Linked DNA regions of Homo sapiens: region 1 is linked to region 2. A link is a loop called in an ENCODE intact Hi-C map of the cell type or tissue named here. Cell type or tissue: gastrocnemius medialis. All regions are shown on one strand. Links, peaks and the distances in the headings refer to the core of each region. The heading gives the core; the rest is flanking DNA.

Region 1 (2,915 bases), core at 198-2,697, 71 kb after region 2:
ATCTAGGTTGGTCTCAAATTCCTGAGCTCAAGCCATGTGCCCACCTCAGCCTCCCAAAGTGCTAGGATTAAGGTGTGAGCCACTGTGCCGAGCCTATATTATAATTTTTAGTTACAAATCTTAAATTCCTGCTACCTGATTCTCTTGGGCCCTGTTTTTATTACTTTTTATCTTTGAATCTGTCAGTGAATTCTTTTGACTGTATTTTACCTCATTTCTTGCAATCTTGGTTTTTGTTTTTAAATCATTGTCATGCCCTGGAAATGATCTGTTTCAGGAAGAATAGATTTCTGTTTTATAAGTAGAAAATTCTGAGTTTTGAAAATAATTACTTAATTGCTAATAATAAAGAAATGTAGCCTGGACAACACAGCAAGACCATGTCTCTTCAAAAAATAAAAAATAAATTAGCAGGGTGTGGTCTTGCACACCTATAGTCCTAGCTATTCGGGAGGGTAAGGTGGGAGGATAACTTGAGCTGAGGAGTTTGAGGCTGCAGTGAGCTATGATTACGCCACTGCACTCTGGCCTCCAGAGTGAGACCCTGACTCTTAAGAAAAAAAAAAAAAAAAAAAAAAAAAAAGATGTATAGTGTTACAGTGTACTTGTCTTTGTATGTTAACCACTACTATATATCACTTATGTCACCACTGAAATGGAATTAGGGAGTTGGAAGATATTTTTGCCTTTCTGTAGTTAAAATCATAATATCTTCAGAAAATACGATATTTTGGTGCTGTTTTTCTTGTTATTAATGAAAAAACTGCGTTAAAGTTATATCTAATAAGGACTGATTCAAGCCTTAGTAAATGCAGTGTTTTGTAAAGAAAGTGATGACATACTGAGCTTGTTACTCATTTAGACCCATTACCTGGGGAGATGTGGTATGAACACATTATTCAATATTAGAAGAAGTATAAAGCTGGGGTAGTGTTAATTGAAAAAACTCTACAAGGTTATCCTGGAAGACACCTTGAACAGTGATGTAGTTAGGGCTGGACCTGAGGATTTTGATGCGTGTGAGATACTGTTTTTTCCAGTCTCTCATCTAAGTTTAGCCCCTGCTTAAGCAGTGTCACTGGAGCCAGTACATCATAGTTGACACTTCTTGTATCCTCTTGATGTCTTTGTGGATAATGCTTTCTTCCATTGAATACCTTTATTTAAAAAGGGCATCCATTCCCCCCATTCATTTTTCCACTTACTGCTTTATATTAAAATATATGCATTAAATTTTTTCTTATTTATATACTGTGTACATTATAGAAATCTAGCTTGTCAATATTATTGCATTATTGTAAGGATATTTTTAACTTTTAGATACTTTCCCATTTTATGGTTTATGGGTTATTAGTTATAAAATGAGATGAGCAACTTCAATCATTAACTGATAAATTTCATTTTTCATGTGCAGATCAATCCATAATGGATGTTTTGAAGCATAAAAGCTTCCTAGAAGAACTATTATTTTGGACTATAAAATATGAATTCCCTCAAAAGATGGTAACTTTCTTACTCAACATGCTTCCAGATCAAGAGTATAAGGTATCTATATATTTTCCTGCTTTTCTGAACTTAGCTTTTCTTTCTTTGCCTTTCATTATTAAATCTTTTTTTGATATATTTCTCAGGTGAAGGTTGATATAACACTATAAACAAGTGTTAGTTTCTTCTCTTGATAACACAAGTTCTTCACAAAAGGCACAGTGTCTTAGCTTTGTGGCAAAGCAGCATTACTCAGCAGAATTCCAAAGGATTGCTTTTCTGCATGGAACTTGGTCTGGAGGGAATGCTGGGGAACAAACATTGAAACCACAATTTTTATTTTGCAGAAATAAATATGTAGTTACAAATTGTTCTAAATCCTCTGAAGAAGAGTACAAGGTGCTATAAGAATGTTTAATGGGGGCAATTGAATTTAGATTGTGAGATCAGGCTGGGAAAAGCATGGGTTGAAAAGTTGCTGGTCACAACTGCTAAAGAGAGAACAGTTATTGACTCATATACAAATGTTGGCAGGTGAAGTTTCTAGTCCCAGGGGGTCAGAACCCACCTGTTACTATCTTACGGTTATGGCAAAATGACGAAGCTCGGTGTATGAAAAGAAAATAAAGCATGCTGTTATTTTTATGGTGTAGGTTAGGAGAGACACTTTGATAGTGTCATTGTTTTGTGTGTCTTTATATCTGCTAAAAAAAAAAACCAGAGAAAATGTACATGTAAAGGAAATAAGAGTAAAAATAAATACGGCTGGGCGTGGTAGCTCACGTCTGTAGTCCCAGCACTTTGGGAGGCTGAGGTGGGCAGATCACCAGAGGTCGGGAGTTTGAGATCAGTCTGGCCAAACCCCATCTCTACTGAAAATACAAAAATTAGTTGGGCGTGATGGCGTGTGCCTGTAATCCCAGCTACTTGGGAGGCTGAGGCAGGAGAATTGCTTGAACTGGGGAGGCGGAGGTTGCAGTGAGCTGAGATCATGCCATTGCACTCAGGCTTGGGGACAGAGCAAGACTCCGTTTTGGGGGAAAAAAATTTTTTTTTTTTCTTTAACCATCAAAATATTTTGCAAATGTTCCAAAAAAGTGAAAGACTACCTCACCATCGAGATTTTTTTTAAGTTATCTTGGGCATTATTATAAATTAGTAATAGCTGTAAAATGTTAACATGATATATTGAAAATGATTTTAAATTAAAAATTAAAACTAATGTGTTTTTTCCTTTCTATTAAAATGTTTACAGGTTGCTTTTACAAAAACTTTTGTTCAGCATTATGCTTTCATTATGAAAACACTGAAGAAAAGTCATGAATCAGACACAATGTCTAACAGAATTGTGCATATTAGTGTTCAGTTGTTCAGCAATGAGGAGCTAGCCAGACAGGTAACAGAAGAATGTCAGCTGCTGGATATTATGG
Region 2 (2,915 bases), core at 196-2,695:
TTGCCTTGGCCTCCCAAAGTGCTGGGATTATAGGGGTGAGTCACTGTACTTGGCCAGATTGTTATTATTTTTTAAACTGGATTCCACTAAAAAAACCTACAGTCAGAAGACTAGTAAGTCATTATTTGAGAAAACTGGTCTTAACCTAGACACAGTAGTTTTGTGTGAATTTTTGGTTGGAATCATGACAGTATCTTGGAGTTAAGTGTAAATACACATGTATTCTCCTTGACTTTCATTGACAACTTAGAAACAACTATTTTGGAACTGGAAAAAACTCCTTGCAGGTACTCTCAGAAAATTAATTTTCCTAAGGAGCCAGCCTCAGTGGCTCATGCCTGTAATCTCAGCACTTCTTGAGGCCCCAGTGGGAAGATCGCTTCAGCCCAGGAGTCTGAGACCATCTTGGGCAACATAGCAAGACGCTGTCTCTACAAAAAATAAAAAATATTAGCCAGGCATGACGGTGCATGCCTGTAGTCCCAGCTACTCGGGAGGCTTAGGTAGGAGGATCACTTGAGTCCTGGAGGTCAAGGCTGCAGTTGCCGTGATCATGCCACTGCACTCCAGCCTGGGTGACAGAGTGAGACCCTTATCTCAAAAAATAATAATAATAAAATTTTTTTCCCCTAAGGTTTCCCAATGACTTCGGTAACATAAATATATGTTGTCCTGTATTCTCTCTTGTACTCCCAGTATCAATATCTGGCATGAAGCAACAATGCTAATGCTCAGAAAATCTGTTAAAATATGCATGCTCATCTTTACACAGCACATACTCTGATTTTGTTAAACTATCATTCCACTATCAACTCTGGTATTCATTTCTAGGGCAGAGTATATAGCACAAGAATCCTTGCGTAGGCAATTAGTAGCAATGGGAAACTGATCCTTATTTAGTAAATGTTTACTGAGCTCCTAAATAGTACCAGCGACTCTTCTGGGCACTGGGAATTCAAGTATGAACAAGTCTAACAAATTCCTTGTCCTCAGAGATTGTAATGTGAGAAGAGAAAAAAACACATTAAAAAGATGTCTGGCAGTGTTAAGGGATATGCAGAAAACTAGACAGTAAAATGATAGTGTGTATGTCTGTGGAGGGTGTGCCTTGAGCTGCAGTGTCAAGGAAGGCCTCTCTAACGCGACAGGTGATCTTAGGGCAGAATTTCTCTAGACATTCTCTGTATCCAAATAACTGTTCTATTTTTATCACAGAGTAGACTGGACTAACGCCGAAAGCCGGGGCGTGGTGAACCAGCCGCCCTACCTGCAATGTGCGGCCTGGTAGGATACTGTTCCAGAAGTAGCTTGGGCTTTTCAAATCCATCCACTTGTTGCAGGCGACTCTCTAGTTCCTTAAGCCTTACTTTCTTCATTTTGTTTTAAAGTATGGACTCGTAGGGTTTGAAGGCACAGGATCTGCGGAGAAATCTATTGAACTGGGATCTTGTTTCCTCCCTACCCCCAACCTTCTCCCTTTTTCAGCACCGCTGGCCGGACCCGAAGACGCGCCCTAAGGAGACGCCCGGACGCAGGGCACGGGGCGAGCCTCTGACCCACCTCCCGGCTAACCCAAGCCGCCCCAGGAGACGGCGGCGGCGCACTGCTGGAGCAGCCTCAGGATCCCTCGCGCCACGACCACGCACCTCTGGAGGCGACCCGCACCTCGGCCGGTGCCGGAAGCGCCAGGCCGCACGCGCGCACGCGTTCGCCGCCCAGCGGCCCGGCGCCGAGCTGCAGCGTTTATCTTGAGCCGGGGTTCCGCTGGCCACCTGGGGGCCTCATTGCCCCATCCCCTCCGCCTGCAAAGCCTGCGCTACTTGCTGACCCACCGCCAGTCCTCGCCGCCTGTCGCGTGCTCATTACCCTCTAGTTTGCCATGAGTACCTGCGGGCCCTCAAAGGATGGGGAAAGACAGAGTGAAAGGGATGCGGGAGAGAAAGTCACAGTCACTTTGTTGTATGGCCCAGAGTGACTCTTCTTGTTTCCCAAGTCTCGGCTCAAAAAGTAGCGATCTCCATTCACCTTTACCTCCTTCTCCATTCTCATGCCTTATTTTATTGTAACTTTGTTTCCCAATTTTTAGGTCATTTGTGTCACTTGCAATTCTCACAGGAGTGGTGATGTCAAAGAAACCCAAAGAAGAGATAGTGGAGAGGCAGGGCGCGGCGGCTCACGCCTGTAATCCCAGCACTTTGGGAGGCCGAGGTGGGTGGATCACGAGGTCAGGAGATTGAGACCATCCTGGCTAACACGGTGAAACCCTGTCCCTACTAAAATTACAAAAAAATTAGCCGGGCTTGGTGGCGGGCGCCTGTAGTCCCAGTTACTCGGGAGGCTGAGGCAGGAGAATGGCGTGAACCCGGAAGGCGGAGCTTGTAGTGAGCCGAGATCAAGCTACTGCACTCCAGCCTGGGAGACAGAGCGAGACTCCGTCTCAAAAAAAAAAAGACAGTGGAAATGAAAATAAAAGAATAGGTAGTGGTGTCAAATACTGGAAAGAGGTCGGGCTTCATAAAGTAGGAGCAGAAATTAAGTTGTAGCAGATTGTGGAGCGAATGGAAATTTAGGAAGAAGAAAGAGTAAATGTGAACAATTAAACGTGGCCCCGGAAGCGGTGGCTCACCCCTGTGATCCCAACATTTTGGGAGGCCGAGATGGGCGGATTGCTTGAGACGGGAGTTTGAGACCAGCCTGGGCAACATAAGGAGACCCTGTCTCTACTAAAAATACAAAAATTAGCTGGGTCTGATGACGCGAGCCTGTGGTCCCAGCTGCTCGGGTGGCTGGGGTGGGAAAATCGCTTGAGCCCGGGAGGCAAAGCTTCCAGTGATCTGAAATTGCGCCACTGCACTCCAGTCTGGTCGACAGTGAGACCCTGTCTCAAAAAAAAAAAAAAAAAAAAGAAAGAAGAA

What was found. Peaks named below come from ENCODE experiments on the same cell type or tissue, not always from the same donor. Only the 100,000 strongest peaks of a DNase experiment are listed, where the experiment ranks them.
Region 1: a loop joins it to region 2, with 5 times the contacts of the local background. A loop is called at or near these places in 4 of 110 quality-filtered maps.

Annotation. Positions count from the first base shown.
Region 1 is chr2:169,893,767-169,896,681 of GRCh38, forward strand. It overlaps UBR3 (ubiquitin protein ligase E3 component n-recognin 3), which reads left to right. Exons shown (of 39, transcript NM_172070.4): 7 at 1,415-1,545; 8 at 2,741-2,915. Among named protein-coding and RNA genes, the nearest start is that of UBR3, 68 kb to the left of the region's middle. In gastrocnemius medialis, for the core only: no CTCF peak of the experiment used is centred there; no DNase peak of the experiment used is centred there; H3K27ac peaks cover 1,542 bases.
Region 2 is chr2:169,823,222-169,826,136 of GRCh38, forward strand. It overlaps METTL5 (methyltransferase 5, N6-adenosine), which reads right to left and starts at 1,684. Exons shown (of 7, transcript NM_014168.4): 1 at 1,268-1,684. The coding sequence starts at 1,376. RefSeq lists a silencer at 2,230-2,433. In gastrocnemius medialis, for the core only: a CTCF peak has its summit at 1,749 (motif pointing right); DNase peaks (open chromatin) are centred at 1,200 and 1,730; H3K4me3 peaks cover 1,978 bases; H3K27ac peaks cover 2,033 bases.